2 separate regions of the Homo sapiens genome follow, and region 2 is linked to region 1. Evidence: chromatin loops called from intact Hi-C (ENCODE). Cell type or tissue: Caco-2. All regions are shown on one strand. Each heading gives the region's core, and the rest is flanking DNA. Links, peaks and the distances in the headings are about the cores only.

The links. Hi-C counts contacts between places; a loop is a spot of excess contacts. Peaks named below come from ENCODE experiments on the same cell type or tissue, not always from the same donor. Only the 100,000 strongest peaks of a DNase experiment are listed, where the experiment ranks them.
Region 2: it touches region 1 in a loop (8-fold over the local background); 9 of 110 quality-filtered maps call a loop at or near these places.

The regions. Positions count from the first base shown.
Region 1 is chr13:51,145,489-51,153,816 of GRCh38, reverse strand. It overlaps a transcript of C13orf42 not described here. Among named protein-coding and RNA genes, the nearest start is that of C13orf42, 38 kb to the right of the region's middle. RefSeq lists an enhancer at 4,658-5,549. In Caco-2, for the core only: CTCF peaks have their summits at 4,415 and 4,620; a DNase peak (open chromatin) is centred at 4,699.
Region 2 is chr13:51,793,473-51,801,800 of GRCh38, reverse strand. It overlaps DHRS12 (dehydrogenase/reductase 12), which reads left to right. Exons shown (of 9, transcript NM_001377533.1): 2 at 2,134-2,267. The coding sequence starts at 2,142. Among named protein-coding and RNA genes, the nearest start is that of DHRS12, 6.5 kb to the left of the region's middle. RefSeq lists enhancers at 4,070-4,149, 4,220-4,748, 7,654-8,013. In Caco-2, for the core only: a CTCF peak has its summit at 3,892 (motif pointing right); a DNase peak (open chromatin) is centred at 3,930.

The DNA.
Region 1 (8,328 bases), core at 27-8,026:
ACTAAACATACAAAACTTAGCTAGGAATGCACCTGTAGTCCCAGCTATTTGGGAGGCTGAGGTGGGAGAATCACTTGAGCTCAGGAGACGGAGGTTGCAGTGAGCTGAGAGATTGCATCACTGCATTCCAGCCTGGGCGACAAAGCGAGATCCTGTCTCCAAAAAAAAAAAAAAAAAAAAAAAAAAGAAAAAAAACAGAAAGCAAGAAAATGGGTTGATAACAACGTGAATGTATTTAACACAACTGAGCAGTACACTTAAAATGGTTAAGAGAGTAATTTTATGTTACATAATTTTTACTACAATTTTTTTTAAAGTAGGAGAAAAGCTTTCTCTCTCACAGTCTCTATCTCTGTCTCTCTCTCTCTCTCTGTCATGTTTTTTTATTTGGTATTGAGTGTCACACTCCCTTGGGCACAAGCATAGGCATTGGGTGAGTGCAGACACTTATAGGTGCCCAGGACCTCATCTTGATGCCCTGGGCATGCAGGGGGTGCATGCCTGGCTCCCACACTCTGAGGAGGGCAGGAAAAGGGGGCAGTGGTTGCTCAGCAGGACCCTATGGAGGGAGCAGGAAAAAGGGGCAGTGGTCACTTGGCAGGACAGGGGAGGGGGTGTTGAAGAACCCTTGCTAGGGAGGCGGCAGGTGCAATGGCAGGAGCTGAGGCTCCAAGTCTTTGGCACATAACTTGACTTACAAAACATTAATTCAAAGATACAATCATTAAGAGTTTTAAGATTGCCACTGCAGAGCACTAAACCTCAATCCCTTCTGTGTGTGGGGCTGGGCAAGTGCACTGTATACAGTCCCCAAGAAGCCAGCCCTGGTTGTGCTGCAGAAACATAACAAAACATCAACCCCGCAGCAGGTGTCCCCAGGGTGCCCGCGAACATGACGCAGCTCTGCATGTATGGGATCCACAGCCAGCAGACATGTGGCTCGAGCATAGCAAAGAGGCTGGAGGGATTGAGTCACTAAGCCAGTGAGCCTTAAAGGGTTATCTGTGGATTTCCCAGGACTAGGGCTTAGGTTTGCCAGAGCCACCCTGACCTCTTTTTACTGATGGTAGAAGTAAATTGAGGCTCAGTGATTTGAAGATTTAGCTGTTAGAGTAAATTATTTTGGGATTGAGGTCATCAAGCAGGAGAAAAACTTTGCACTATCAGAATGCTAGAGCTGAAGTTGTGTTTTCTAAAAAAGAAATGGGTTAGGCTGAGGCAGGAGGATCATTTGAGACCAGAAGTTTGACACCAGCCTGGGCAACAGAGCAAGAACCCCATCTCTAAAAAATATTTAAACATTAGCCAGGTATGGTGGCATGCACCTGTAGTTCCAGCTATTCAGAGAAACTGAGCTGAGAGGATCACTAGAGCCCAGGAGGTCAGGGCTGCAGTGAGCCAGGTTCGTGCCACTGCACTTCAGCCCTGGCAACAGAGTGAGACCCCATCTCTTAAAAAATAAATAAATGGAAGAACTGGGTGATGTTTGTAACCAAGTGTTTATAAAATAAAGCCTGCTAAATGTTTCCACAGGAGACGTACAGCCTGATGGTGTATGTGATGTCTATGTAGATGCTGAGAAACGACACAGAGCTGGAGTGCACCGTTCTAAGCATGGTCACATAGCAGTAGGAATGTTCTGAGGGACCTCCATGCTATCAGGGTTACATATGTAAACAATTTCTGGAACCTGTTTCTTTCTTTCCACACTGTGGTGAGTATGAGAATATTGTTATTTGGGGCAGTGATTCTTAAACTGTCATGCACCTATGAATCCCCTGGGATCTTGTTAGAATGAAGATTCTCTCCTGGTAGGGCTGGGCTGGGCCAGAGATTCTGCATTTCTAACAAGCTCCCACGTGACTCCTGGACCATACTTTGAGGATCAAGGGTCTAGACCAGCCTGGACAATAAAAAACTGCTTCCTTCTTCAGCATTCATGTCTAAATAAAAGGCCCTGGGACCATGTAAGTCCAGAATAGTACAGACCCCTTCTATCAGGCTTCTAGGTTAAGCTGAAATGTCTCCTCTGCTCCAGGAAGCCTTCCTTGGCTCCCCCAGGCAAAGGGGAGCACCATCAGCTCAGTGCTCCCTCAGGGCTTGGTACATGCATGTTTAGTGCATAGCATGTTGCTTTACCTGCATGTGCAGAATTTTCTCTCCCTACTGGACTATGTGTCTCTGGAATGCCGGGCATATTTGCATTGGCAGGGTCAGTGCCTGGTCATAGAAGGTGCTTATATTGATTTCCTATTACTGCTGGAACAAATCATCACCAACTTAGTGGCTTAAAGCAATATGAAGTTCTCTAGGTTAGATGTCCAACACAGGTCTCACTGGGCTAAAAATCAAGGTGTCCGCAGGGTTCAGTTCCTTCTAGAGGCTCTAGGGAAGAATCTGAGTTTTTGTTTGTTTGTTTGTTTGTTTTTTCTTTTTTTTTTCCTTTTCCAGCTTTTGGGGCTACCTGCATTTCTTGGCTTCTGGCCCCTTCCTCTGTCTTGAAAGTCAGCAATGGTGTGCTGAGTCTCTCTCACATTTCATTTTTCTGCCCTCTCCTGCCACCCTCTTCCATTTTTAAGAAAGATAATCTGGAAAATCCCCCCATCTTAACCTGATTAGCAGCCTTAATTCCCTTTACCATGTGGTGTAACATATTCGCATATGTAACATTACCATGTGGTGTGACATATTCACAGGTTGCAGGGATTCATGTGTGGACGTCTTTAGGGGCTGTTATTCTGTCTACTACAATGTTTGACTAGTGTCTATAGAGTGAATTTGTGCCTGTGATTGGCCTTATGCACACAGCTCAGGCCAGGGGGGTTCTGAAGAGTTGAAGATTCTACAGCTCTGTACTTGCTGTGGCCAATTTTTTTGGTAGCATTTCTGGTATTTTTCATTTAGCTGGGATTATTTCTGACTTCTGGCATCTCAGAAGACATTGGTAGCCTTTTGATTCTAGTCATCCATACACAGGCAAGATCTGCATAGAACCAAGGAATTCAGTTTACCTCAGCAAGTGCTAATGCAGCTCTAGTTTTAGTTTTCATTCTGGGATGGAACAACATAGCCCCAGTTGTTGAGGGTCTCTCTGCGAGTATCTTTCTGGTGGCACAAGCAGTGACCCCTAGGCAAATTGATGGGCTCATCTGGATTAGTCCACTGCATTTTTTAGGATGGCCAAAGCTGCTTTCTGGAAAGAAAGAGGTTCTGTTATACAGCCAGTCTTCTTGAAAAATGTTTGTAGAACTGCTGAAAGTATATATAATTTACGCAGAATTTATGCCAAATTTGGGCTGAATATATATGTTTTGGTTGTGACCAGGACGGAGGAGTGTGTTAACAGAAGCAACTTTCTTAAAGCCTCCCTTCCCGTGTGATTGAAGTTCTAATATTACTTCCTAAGGGACTACATTGAACCTGTTCCAAGTATATAATAAGAATAAAGCCCAGTATTGATTCCCCCAGTCGCCCCAGTAGGATACGCTGGTGGCTGTAAATTTGAAAATTGTGACATACAATGACCAAGTGCTCAAAGATGTTTGTTTTCACTGTGACCAAGTGACCAAGGGCTGCCTGTTAAAAAATATCCCCAATTCTGGAGAAATGTGGGGGTCCCACAAACGACACCACAGTAAATGAAAATGTCAGCAGTAAAAGCTGATCATGTGTTTTTGTCTACATAATTTTGTCCATAATTCTTGTGCAATTCTGTTATGGCACTTCAAAAGGGAAGCTTCTTTAAAACTGGTTTTATATCTACGGAAAATTCTAACTTCTAAATACAAAGGTCTGAGTTTATTCGTCAAATATTTCATTTATCCATGCAAAGTTCTAAGATGATGTAAATAATGTGTATCTTCTACTGTTTTCTGGGAAGAGTGCTATTTCTTGGGCTAAGATATAGACTCTTGAAGACAGGGTTAGTGTTAGTATCTTTTTGTTCTTGCTGTTTCTGGCACCATCTCAACTCTGCCTAAAAACGTCAGAGAAAGCCTTCCTACAGAGGAAGGGACAAGAGAGGTGCTTATTATTGATGATGAAGAGAAATATTCATGCTAAATGACTTCAAAGATATAACTGTTTCCCGAACTGAGCAAAATGAGTTTGCACTGGAAAAACATAATTGCCTTTGGCTCATAGTGGCTTCACTATGCGTCTACCTTGTGCTACCTCTCTTGTGTGTCTGGGGGCTGGAGTGGATCAATGAGAACCAGGCTACCATTGATCAAGCAGAATGGTGATAATGACCAGACCAAAGGATATTTTTTTCAGCTTGAATGTCCAGGGTCAATGCTTCTGGCTGTCTCAAAGGGAAGAAGCAGTTACAGCATTGTTCAAAATGGCTCTTTAGAGAAATCATTTCTAGCTCACTCCATTTGCATCTGTATTTCAGATTTGCTAGGTTTCCTTTGCAAACATTTTCACTTATTACCCTTTATCACCTTTGCTAATTAAGGAAGATACAGAAACCAGATTTTTAGGGTTTTTTTTTTTTTTTTTTCAATTTCAGCCTTTGGCCACTTCCTATAAAAGATTTCCCTCTGCTTTGAATAAAATTTCTAAGCAGCCTTCAGAGCCAAATTAAATGATTTGGAATTCTCTCTAGCTAGCTGATCTTTAGCTGCAGAGATCAAGAACCCCATCTAGTGGGAAAATATGAAGCTGCCACCGCAGTGACGGACTGAAATTAGCAGCGTGGTTGAAATTCTTGCCCAGCCCTTCTTGTGGAGCACAAGAAGGCCTCTGCAGAAGCCTCATTCAGAATCTCGAAACTATCAGCCTTTCAAACTGTGTGGGGCAGGAGGTGGGCAGTCAGAAAGATGCTTTGTGAGGGGAAGGAAAACAGCACCCATTCCCCTCTGCAGAGTAAAGGGAAGCCTGGCCCCAGGAAGGAGCAGCTGCCTGCAAGAGGGAGCCTGAGCCGTGGAGTCCTGGGAGCCTTTGAGGTGGGCAGCCAGGGCGTGGAGGCAGCAGCAAGCCCAAACGGTCAATACGGGCCCAGCTGGGGCCTGGCGGCGGAGGGTACCCTCAAAGAGCCCTGGCTCCTGAGGCCAGCGGGGCATTTGGGCCCTCAGCCAGTTAGGGGGTTTGTTCTTCCTTTTCCTAAGGCACGTCGCTGCCCAGTGGGAGTGGGTTCCTGTCCATAAGCCAGAAGCCCCACCATGTGGTGGAGGGAAAGGATGACTTTCCTTCTCATCCCCAGGTGTCATTGGACCCCCCTCCAGGGGGACCTCAGGGGATTGCATGAGCTGTGCTCTTCCTTCGTGAGCCTCCTGGCTCTGCAGGGGGCTGCCGGCTTTTACCTTACAGCTCTTCACTGAAATGTCACCTCCCTGTGGGGCTTCCTGCCACCACCATTGTTCTCTGCATGGCACCCTGTGGGCGTCCTTCATGATGCCTATCACACCATTTAAGATGTTTTCCTGTGCGTCGCTCTCCTCCCCTGCTGAGGGCAGGGGCCGTGCGTGTGTGCTATGTTGCTGACGTAGTCCTTCCTGCTGCAGTGCCTGGCACAGGGCAGGCGCTCCCTTGTCTCTGTAAAGAGATGAAGAGGCTTGGCTGAGCCCAAGGACTGGGAGGCAGGCTGCTGGCAAGGCCTGGGGAGACCTCTCCCTGGCTGGCCCTTGTTTCTTTTCCTTCCTCTCCACTAGAAGTAATCATAGGGGTCCAATTTGCCATGGGATTTTACGGAAATCACATGGGTCAAAGTGCTATGCAGATGCAAAGCGTCATCCAGTGCTGTTTCATTTCCATTTGCTTGGTTCCATGTGTTGGGGGAGGGTCCACCAGCACCCAGAGCCCAGGGACCCTATGATTCTGTCATATACAGAGTGGCAAACGTCAGACATAGGAGGCCCTTGCAGATCCCCTAATCCGGGGCTTCTCAAGCCCTCTCCATATGTGAGAATCAACTGAGCCGTTTTATTAGCCACAGACCCGTTCCTCCCTGCTGGAGGTTCTGATTTAATTGGTCTGTGAGGAGGATCAGGCATGGGTATTTTTAAACATCTCTCAGGTGATTGATTCTAATGTGCAACTAGGGTTGAAGACCTGGACCAAATCCACCCCTTCGTTGTTTTTTTTTGAGACACAGTCTTGCTCTGTTGCCCAGGCTGGAGTGCAATGGTGCGATATCAGCTCACTGCAACCTCTGCCTCCCGGGTTCAAGCGATTCTCCAGCCTCAGCCTCCCGAGTAGCTGGGATTACAGGCACCCGCCATCATGCCCGGCTAATTTTTGTGTTTTTGTAGAGATGGGGTTCCACTATGTTGGCCAGGCTCGTCTCGAACTCCTGACCTCAGGTGATCCACCCACCTCGGCCTCCCAAAGTACTGGGATTACAGGCATGAGCCACCATACCTGGCCTCACCCCTTGCGTTTAAAATGAGTCCACAGAGCCCTGGAGGATCACAGCAGCCACTGTCCCATGGTCAGCAGAGCCATGACTGGGACCCAGGCCCCTGCCCCTTCTCTCACAGGCACGGAGGGAGCTAGGCCACAGGCACCAAAGCGGGATTTGTCCTATAGCAGGACTGACTCTCACAGAGACTGTTCTCCTGTGTAGGAGATAAGAAAGGGGGTCCCCACCACACCTAGTCCAAGGTCTGAGAGCAATGTGTAGATGCTATGCAGATGCAGAACAGGAAATGGTGCAGCATCCACACCCCAGCAGAGTACCTGGGAGGGGGACACATGGTCAGTACCTGGGACTTCCCTGGGATGCCACCTCTCCCCTGGCCTGCCCCCACCTTTTGCAGCTGCAGCTGTTTTACTGCTTCCAGCAAGGGTAGGCAATCCTGAGGTTGATAGAAGCCTAGGGAAGTACTGTGAGCTTTGACACTGACCAGGGGATCAAAGCGGGCCACTGCAGGTTGAGGAACCTGGTTTGGTGATGGGTGCAGGCCAGACAGACACTGAGATAGAGAAACCCAGAGCTCTGGGCAATGTGAAAGGAAAATAAGTCTCAGGTTTCCCAAATCACTAAGCTAAAGGGAAAAGTCAAGCTGGGAACTGCTTAGGGCAAACCCACCTCCCATTCTATTCAAAGTTATCCCTCTGCTCACTGAGATAAATGTGTATTTGATTGCCTCCTTTGGAAGAGCTAATCAGAAACTGAAAAGAATGCAACCATTTGTCTCTTATCTACCAAAGACCTGGAAGCCCCCTCCCCACTGTGAGTCCTTTGCTTCAAGTTGTTCTGCCTTTCCAGATCAAACCAATGCTCATCTTACATATATTGATTGATGTCTCATGTCTCCCTAAAATGTATAAAACCAAGTTGTGCTCAGACCACCTTGGGCACATGTTATCAGGACCTCCTGAGGCTGTGTCATGGGCGTGCGTCCTTAACTTTGGCAAAATAAACTTCTTAAACTGATTGACAGCTGTCTCGGATATTCGAGGTTCACAGCAAGAAGAGATTTTATTTGCATTTCAGGGGACACAACAGGCTTGTTTTGTTCCACATGGACCGTAGCTGACAGATGAAGAAAGGGGTAAGGAATCCGTCAATACAAAAGTGAGTTTCCTGTGTTATCTCTGATTGAGGCAGGGATCTCAGATGTCCATTTATCAGAGGCTTTGGGTATCAAAGCTTGGGGGTGTTCCAAAATAGGTTAATTTTGGGTGCCTTTTATATATTTATATTATTTTTTATTTAAACAAATTTTAAAGTTTTATTTAGGTAAGAACATTTAACATGAGATTTACCCTTTCAATAATGTTTAAATGTACAACACAGTATTATCTACAGGCACAATATTGCACAGCATTGCTCTAGAACTTATTTGTCTTGTCTTCTATGAACCCCGAAAAGTTGAGACAGGTCTCAGTTAATTTAGAAAGTTTATTTTGCCAAGGTTGAGAACTTGCTCGTGACACAGCCTCAGGAAGTCCTGAGACATGTGCCCAAGGTGGTCAGAGCACAACTTGGTTTTATGCATTGAAGGAGACATGAGACGTCAATCAATATATGTTAGAAGTACATTGGTTCGGTCTGGAAAGGTGGGATAACTTGAAGCAAAGGCAGGAAGACTGGAAGCAGAGAGGGAGCTTCCAGGTCACAGATGGGTGATACATAAATGGTTATATTCTTTTGAGTTTCTCATTAGTCTTTCCAAAGGAGGCAATCAGATACGCACCTGTCTCAGTGAGCAGAGGAGTGACTTTGAATAGAATGGGAGGCAAGTTTGCCCTAAGCAGTTCCCAGCTTGAGTTTTCTTTAGTGATTTTGGGGGCCCAAGATATTCTCCTTTAACATTTCCCCCCTTTTTTAAAAAAATCTTTTGGAGAAAGCATTTTACAAGAAAATGAATCTCTGGTCTC
Region 2 (8,328 bases), core at 324-8,323, 650 kb before region 1:
TTCAGGCCTGTTCCCTGTGGACTGCTTTTTTTCTGGCTCTATTGTATTTGGGAAGTTCTCACTCATTCCCCACAATGCCTCCTCCTAGCTAAGCCCCTATTCATTGACTCAGGCCCTTGCCTCTACCGGAAAAGCCTTTCACAGAGATTCCAGGGCTCACGTCTGTGTTTAGGGGGAAAAAAATCTTCCAGTTTCCTCTTTGTAGTTTAAAATGCTCTCAAAGTCCCTACTGATTTGAAGGCTTGGGGGCCAAATGAGCTCAAGTGTGAACATGGACGGTACTGTCATTATTAATAGTGATAATAATAATGTCACCTGGGTGCGGTGGCTTATGCCTGTAATCCCAGCATTTTGGGAAGCCAAGGTGGGTGGATCACCTGAGGTCAGGTGTTCGAGACCAGCATGGCCAACATGGTGAAAACCCATCTCTACTAAAAAATACAAAAATTAGCCGGGTGTGGTGACGGGCGCTTATAACCCCAGCTACTCAGGAGGCTGAGACAGGAGAATCACTTGAACCCGGGAGGCGGAGGTTGCAGTGAGCCGAGATCGCGCCACTGCACTCCATCCTGGGCGACAGGGTGGGACTCTGTCTCAAAAAATAATAATGTCAGCTGCTAATTATTGAGCTCCTAATATGTTCCAAGTGCTGTCATAAGTGCCTTAGATGCGGCATCTCATTTAGGCTGCCCAAGAGGTATCTCTTATTATTCCCTTTCTGCAGATGAGGAGATAAGAGCTCAGAAAGGTTAAATCAACACACAAGATGGCACAGCTAGTAAGAGGCTGAGCTGTGACTTAAACCCAGGTTGTTCAAGCCCTTGTTACTGATATTTTTAAGTTTCAAGTCAACCTTTTTGGGAAGGCTTTGGAATAAGAAGTCTTGCTTGCCACTCACAGCAGAAGCAATGGGTAGGGTGTTCTCTAAGCTGCCCTGCATGTTCTGGTGAGTTACAGATGGTGAAAACAGGAACATTTTTCTTGTTCTCTTAAGAACATCTGGCTTGACTGAAACAAGTGGCAATGCCTGCCCCGTGGCAATGACTTTCAAACCAAACCCAAGCTCATAAACATCCTTTGGCCACTTCCCCGAGTTCCAGAGCATGTAACTGGCAGTTGTGCTGTACCAGGGCATGGGGCAGGAGGCCAGCTGTTGGCTACCCTTTTGTAAACAGGTCCTGTGGGAGGGCTCTCAGCATCTGTGGAGCCTTGAGATCAGAGTCCCATCCTGCATTGCCCAGGAGAAATCTCTCGGCTCCGTAGGTGAGAGATGTAAGCTCTGAGACCCCAGCCTGCCTGTGCGTGGGCAGAGTCTGCCCTCTGGGCCTCCACCTGCCAACCCCACCATTCTGCCACCACTGCCCTTAGCCAATTTCATAGCCAGGAAATACTAGAAGAGTAAAGGTAGAGAGGTATCGCAAAAGGAATGGGAAAAAGAAACAGTTAAAGAACTCACAATTGCATCTATCCAATATGATGCCTTTGTGCAAATCAGAAAAAATACCTCTTCTGCAATATGCTTTTCTGCCACCTGCCAGAACATTATCATAATGCAGATACAAATATCCCATCATTCTGATCCGAATGGCACTCCCTAGAGCTGTGCAGTGCACACCTTGTGTCCCTGAAGGAGCCTTGGCTTCCTCTGATGGGTGCAGAGCTTAAATAACTCTACCATCCTCCTCCTTTATTCCCTACTTGCAAATCTCCCCCGTTTCTCCAAGTAGGCAAGGATATCTGTCCTGCAATGCAATAAGCACAATGCAAATGGTCTCCTAAGCTTCCTGAAACCTGCCCCCCACAAAAGGGAAAAGAGCAATTCATCTGTCAAGGGATTTTTTTTCTTTTTGCCACTCCCCAGGATCGGGGCAGTCAGAGGAAGACAATTTGGATGCCAAAATGTTGGAATCTCCAATATTTTCAAAAGTTTGGAAAGATCATGGTCCAGGAAATGCAGGCCCCGAGATAGTGGTGTTTGTGAGAGCAGGGAGGGCAAGGGAGAAAGGAGTTTCGTGATGTGTTGGGAGAGGCGGAGACAGCAATAATGCCCATCCTAGAATTAGGCTTTCTCCTGCAGGGGTTTGTGTTCCCCACTCCTTACAGCTGGTCTTCCTGTGGGTCTCCTCTTTCTAGGAGTGGCTATGAATCTGCATGTAAAGACTTTGTCCCTCATGACTTGGAGGTCCAGATTCCTGGAAGAGTCTTTTTGGTCACTGGAGGAAACAGCGGCATTGGCAAAGCAACTGCCCTTGAAATCGCCAAGCGAGGTAAGCAGCTGCTAACACGTGTGTCCACTGAGCCCCACGGCCAGACTGCGGCCGGTCCACACTGAGGAGGGCACCCTGTGTCACAGGCAGGCCAGGAAGTCCTGGACGGCGATCCCATGGTTCTGGGCACAGCTGCCAGCTTTCTGAGTTTTGAGCTCCAGGTGGCTAGAGCAACAGGAGCCCTTTCCTCAACACTTAATTAATTCTCAGGCGAGCTTGGGGTCCTGCCCACGTGTCCCAGTGTTTTCTGATTAAGAACAGCGAGGGGCTCAAGCAAACCCTGGACATCAGAATCCCCAGTGGAATTTAATTAAAAAAACAAAAACAAAAACATGAACACCTGGTCTCTAACTCATGTCTTCTCAATGAGACTCTCCTGGGGTGAGAGACAAGGGGAGGGGGAGCCTCAAAGTCCACTGCAATTTGGATGTGGATGGTAGTTATGAACCAAGGCCCCCAAAATACCTGGAGAGAGGAGTGCATTGAACTAAACTTCCTCCTTGCTGGGGTCCAGCCTCCAGGGCTAGAGCAGCCTCCCGCTTCCCTCCCCTAAGCTTGACTATAAAGAGGTGCTTCAGGTGCACTGTAAAGTCTTCAGTCAGCAGAAGTCTTCCTCATGGTAAATGCCAGAATTTCCTGCATGAGCTCAACGATCCTGGGTCACCAAATGGCTCTGCAGTGGCTAGAAAAGTTTGCTGCATCTCTCCAGAGCCTCTTCAGGAAAAATGGATGTTCCAGCAGAAGGTGGGGAACTAGGTTGTGAATTTATCACTTTTTAAGATGCTGAAGATGTTTTCTTTTTTCCTCTCTCTAAATCCAAGTTAGGCATTTTTCAGGGGACTATTATATCATTTGAAGCTTTATTTAATTATCTGCCAAGTCAGGGAGAGGATTAATTGCATCTTAGCAGCTGGGAAGCACTCTGAAGTGCGGAGAGGAGGAGAGAAGAGGGGCTAGTGTTGTGGTTAGCCTGTAGCCTCCCATGAAACACCCCATTTAATCAAGTGGGTGATTTTTAGTAAAGAAAGCAGACTCCATAACGATTCGTTCTTAGCTGCCACGGCGAAGGCATTCTGCTTTAAATTGACCTTGATTGATGATGGTGTGGCATTTGCTGGGATAATATGAGGGCTGCTGATGGACTCAACATTCAGTCAATACTTGAGTCTCTACTACATGCTAGGCAAGTGGCTGTCTACTTTGGCTGAACATTACATCACCAGGGGAGCTTGTAAAACATACCCAGTCCTGGGCCTATCGCCTAGATCTTTAAAAGCTCCCTACATGAGTCTAAAGTGCAGCCAGGTTTAACACATCTGGGTCAGCTACTATGCTAGATGCTAGGGAGGCATATGTGACCCAGATCAATGTTTCTTATCCTTGATGTGTTCAGGCCCTCAAAAAATCAGGATGTTATTCCAGACGCACTGTCAGCACAGGTAGGCAATAAGGTTCCAGCACCTCCCTCACCATCGCCCTTGCTGCTCTTAACTCTGGGAACCACCCATCTAGGCTTAACAGAAGAGTGTCAACTGTGAGCCCATATGTCTTCATTTTTCATTAGGAAGAGCTGGTTTCTGTAGCTCTCGCTGTAACTCACAGATGGTTTCATTGAATTCCACCAGGTGGCACAGTTCACCTGGTTTGTCGAGATCAAGCCCCAGCAGAAGATGCCAGGGGTGAGATCATCCGGGAGAGCGGTAACCAGGTGAGCAGCTCCTCACCCCTCCTGCTGGGTTTCCTTGCCTCCATGGTCAGCTGTGAGGAGGCTGGACTCCTACCCGCTTTCCCTGGGTTGAAGAGGGCCTGTGTTTGTGCTTCTGCTTTGGAAGCAGCCTCGGCCAGCAGGGAGCTGGGCCCTGCTTTTGAATGGCTAGGTTTGACAAGGGGATAAGTGGGGGCACTGAGGCTTGACCGCATGGTCCTGAGCTGCCTGTGAAACCAGCAGAGGCCAGCAGGCAGAGGCCCATTACACTGGACAGTGATACTTCCAGTCTCCTCACCTCAGAGGGAGCCCACATCAGCAACACACAGCAAGGGTCACCCGGGTGCCACGGAGCCATGCATTGACCCGATGTGCTCTAATAAAGAGAAACACCGGCAGCATTTGGGTCTTGATGAGAGCTACTTTCTGACACGAGCCTTCAGAGCTGCCTCACATTTTGTGGTCTTTCTGTTCTGAAAGAGCTGGAACCAGGATTGGCTACATAATTAGTGGGGCTCGGTGCAAAATGAAAATGCAAGACCCTTGTGTAAAAGTTATTTAGAATTTCTACACAACAAAGGCAGGACATTAAACCAAGCTTGAGGCCTTTCCAGTCGCAGGGCGTGTGCAGCTGTATAGATCATATTCCCATGATCCATCGTGTAGCCATAAGGCTGCCCTGAATGGAAAACCCTGACCCCCAAAAGGACCCTCAGTCATGGCTGCTCGCTCACTGTCACTAAAGAACATCCTCATTCCATTCCTACCTCTTCTCTAGGAGACCCCACAATTGGAGGGCCTGTAGGAGGGAAGCTGGGGAGGGACAGACAGTACCCACCCTCAGGCATGGACCCTGGTCAAAGAGAAGAATGCCCCTCTCTAGGATGGAATATTTTGCATCAACTTTGAAATAACATTTTCACACCAAGTGTCTGTTCCTTTCCCTTTCTCATGGAAATCCCCAGTCTCATGCCATCAGGTGCCTTACAGAGGCTTAGTGCTGGCGGCAAGTGTGAGGGTCTCTAAATCTTCCTCTAATGTCTGCAAGTGCCGCTGCGATCTGCGGGCTGCAGTTCTCGAGATTGAAAGCTGGCTGTCTGCCTGCTGATAACTTTCGGTGGTGCTGCTGCAGGATGCAACAAGAATACTAATCTCAGGCCACGGACAGGAGGAGGTTTGCCTGGATTCCAGCCTGCTGTGGTGTGGGCCACAGGCTTTAAAAAGTATATTTAAATGAAAAATGATGATAATATGGATCTGTTTGGCTTATATCTAATTCCACCATGTTTAGGAGGGGTAGAGAGCTGAAAAGGGGAGCAAGCATGTTCCTGCACTGGGGAGAAAGCAAGCCCTTGCCTACTGCCCCCCTCACCTCCATACAGATACACTTGACGGGATTTGAATGCACACACAGGACATTCACTGCTCTCTCGGGTTTATAAGTGGCCTCCAGCACTCAGAGGTGGAGCGTCCAGGATGAGGGTACCTGTCTGCTTATGCCAGTGTCTGTGGTTTCCCTGACTCAGTGTCTCCTCCAGGCTCTGCCAGGGATCAGCTGTCCCTCCCTGCTTATGAAGAGGCCCCACTCCACAGCTTCATCTGGTCTACCTTTGGTAGGCAGCCCACACACAAAAGCGTGGTATGAAGGAGGGAGTTGGGCTCTGATACGAGTCCTGGTTTTGCACTTTCTGGCCTGTGAGCTTGGGCAAAGTTCTTAGCTTCCCTGAACATTCATTTCCTCATTAAAAAATAGGGGTAACTTGACTTTATTAGTTTTTTAACATGTATTTAAGGGTGAACCGTATGCCAAACAGCTGGAGACACAGTGATTGGGACAGACACAGCCCCAGACAGTCTTGTGCAGGATACAAGTGATTAACAGTTTCCTTGAAGTGTGTGTGCCTGCCCTGGGCCTGGCCGCCATGCTCTGTATCATAGTGGGGGTGGGTTGGGGGACAAATAGTATGAACCCCAAGGTATGTGTTTCTTCAGCTCCTACAACCAGACAGCTTTTGGCTGGGTTTGGCCAATGGCAGTTACTAGAGGAAGATTGCTAGGTGAAAGGAAGGGGGGAATTGAGATATTGGCTTCCCTGGTGATGGCGAATCTCCTCTCTGGTTCTTCCTTCTGGTTCCTGGGCTCAGGCCACACTGCATTCTCCCTTTGTTCCTTGAGCCTAGGGCTGGTGGTAGTTTCCTGTTGTTACTAATCTCTGGGTTACTTCACCAATCCTGGTTGAGTTCTCACCTTCCTTAATCACCTGGGAAATCAATCCCTGCGTTCAGTTCCCTCTGTTGAAAGAGGTGTCTGTTAGATGTTACTGAAATAACATGATAAGGGCTACAAGATGGGAAGCTCAGGGTATCCTAAGAACAAACAGCTCTCAATCAATAGAAGTAGCTACTATTATTATTGTTGGTATTATCATTATTGTTTATACTAATATTATTACCACTCCCAACCTTACATTCTCTGCTTCAAGTGTGTTCTGTTTAATCAGTGCTTAGGCCCTGCTCAGTGGGAGGTGGAAGCCTGCAAGCCCCCAGTAGCAGAAAAGATGTGTGGTAGAGCTGTGAGGGCAGTGGAGCAGCTGGTCCTGCGTGCATGGTTGGGTGAACATCAAAGAAAGAAGGTCCCTTGGGCAGGAGGGTCTGGGTGAGGTGTGCGGCAGGCCAGCTGAGCCAGGGAGCACAGGCACCAGGTAAGGCTCAAGGTCACGTGGGGATCTCAGCTGCTTGTACACGCTGGCTTGGTAAGATCAGGTGTTTGGCCATATAGAGAGGTGAATATCATGCTGAGGTGATCTTTCAGAGAGGTTATGTGTGGCTTAAGCTTGGGGAAAGGAGTACTGGTTACTGTAGAGCAGACTGCTGGCTCACCAGTCCACTGGACACGATGCTCCCAAAGGGCCTAGGGGAGAAACAGGGTGTACCTTTTTCCCCAGGCTTCTGGTTGCAGTTCAGCCCCACCTTAGTACCTGGCTCCAGACTTTCGTCTAGCAGTTATCTCCATGGGTAACATTAAAAAAAAAAAAAACTTCTATTTTATGTATTATTTTTTGAGATAGGCTCTCGGGATTTTTGAGATAGGCTATTTTTGAGATAGGCTTTCACAGTTGGGATTTGTCTGATGTCTTTCTGATGATTACACTGGAGTTATGGGTTTTAGAGGGAAAGATCACAGAGGGACAGGTGCCTGGGCAACATTTTTCAGTCCTGCAGGCCTCCTGATGTGGCTGGAAGGTTCTGTGAAAGCACTTATGTCTTATGGGTGATTGACTCCACCAACATCACACACCATGATAAAAAACGGGTTTCGACTCTCCAGCTCTTCCAGGCCAATGTGGATTTCTAGCTTCTTGAGAATGGTTGATTTAGCTTCCCAAGACCTCAGTGGTTTTATGAAATACCGCCTCATTTCTCCAGAATGATTTCTACTTAACAAAACACCTCCATGCACTGTTTACCGTGCTCATTGTGGGAACTGCTCTGATGGGGGGATCAGTCCCCATGATGTCACCTCATGACTCCTGGGTCACACAGCCGCTATAGATGGTGGCTTGTCTGCAGAAAGGGTCCCAGTTGAGTTTTGTTTTGTTCAATTTCAGTAACCATGCTTGTATCACAGTGGGGCCCAGTGGCTCCTAAGGTGAGCCTTCTCATTGTGTGGCTCCGCAGATTGGGACTTTTACACACATGCACCTGTTTCCAGTTCCTTCTCCTGGCCACAGCAGACTGCCAGCCTCTCCTTCTGGGTGCTTTGTGGCCTCCTGTTTTGCCTCAGAGGGACACAGATGATTTCCTTCCTCTTTTCTTGGTGCTTCATGTCACCAGCTCCGTGGCTGATTTGTCTAGGACAGTGATTCTCTCTTCCCTGCTATTGCCTCCTTTTCACTCTGAGACATCTCAGGCGCTTCCAGGAAGCTCAGATAACTTGTGGAACGTTTAAAGCAGAATTGCTTTTAGTTCACTTGAGTTTTGTTGCTGTTTTAACCTGGATTTTGTATACATGTTACACAGCGCTTTCTGGTAGGAGGGAGTTTTAGGGTGGTGGCAGACAAGGCCTCAAAATGGAAGGATTAGGTGTCTAGACTCAGTTTGCAGTCATTGGTACAGGCTCCTGGCTGACTCAGATATGACTCAGCAGCCTTGTTCGCTCTGGCTGGGTGAGGGCCTTCACAGACATTTTAAAAGAGAATAGCTCTGTACAGACAACATTTTTCCTATCCTTTGAAGGCAGAGGAATATTCAGTTGGGCCAGGCTTAAGCTGAATATGGTGTTCAACCTGACTAGACTTTCTGAGTCATGAAAATGTGGAGTTGCTTTGTCTCATTTGTCTCAGGTGAGAAAACAATA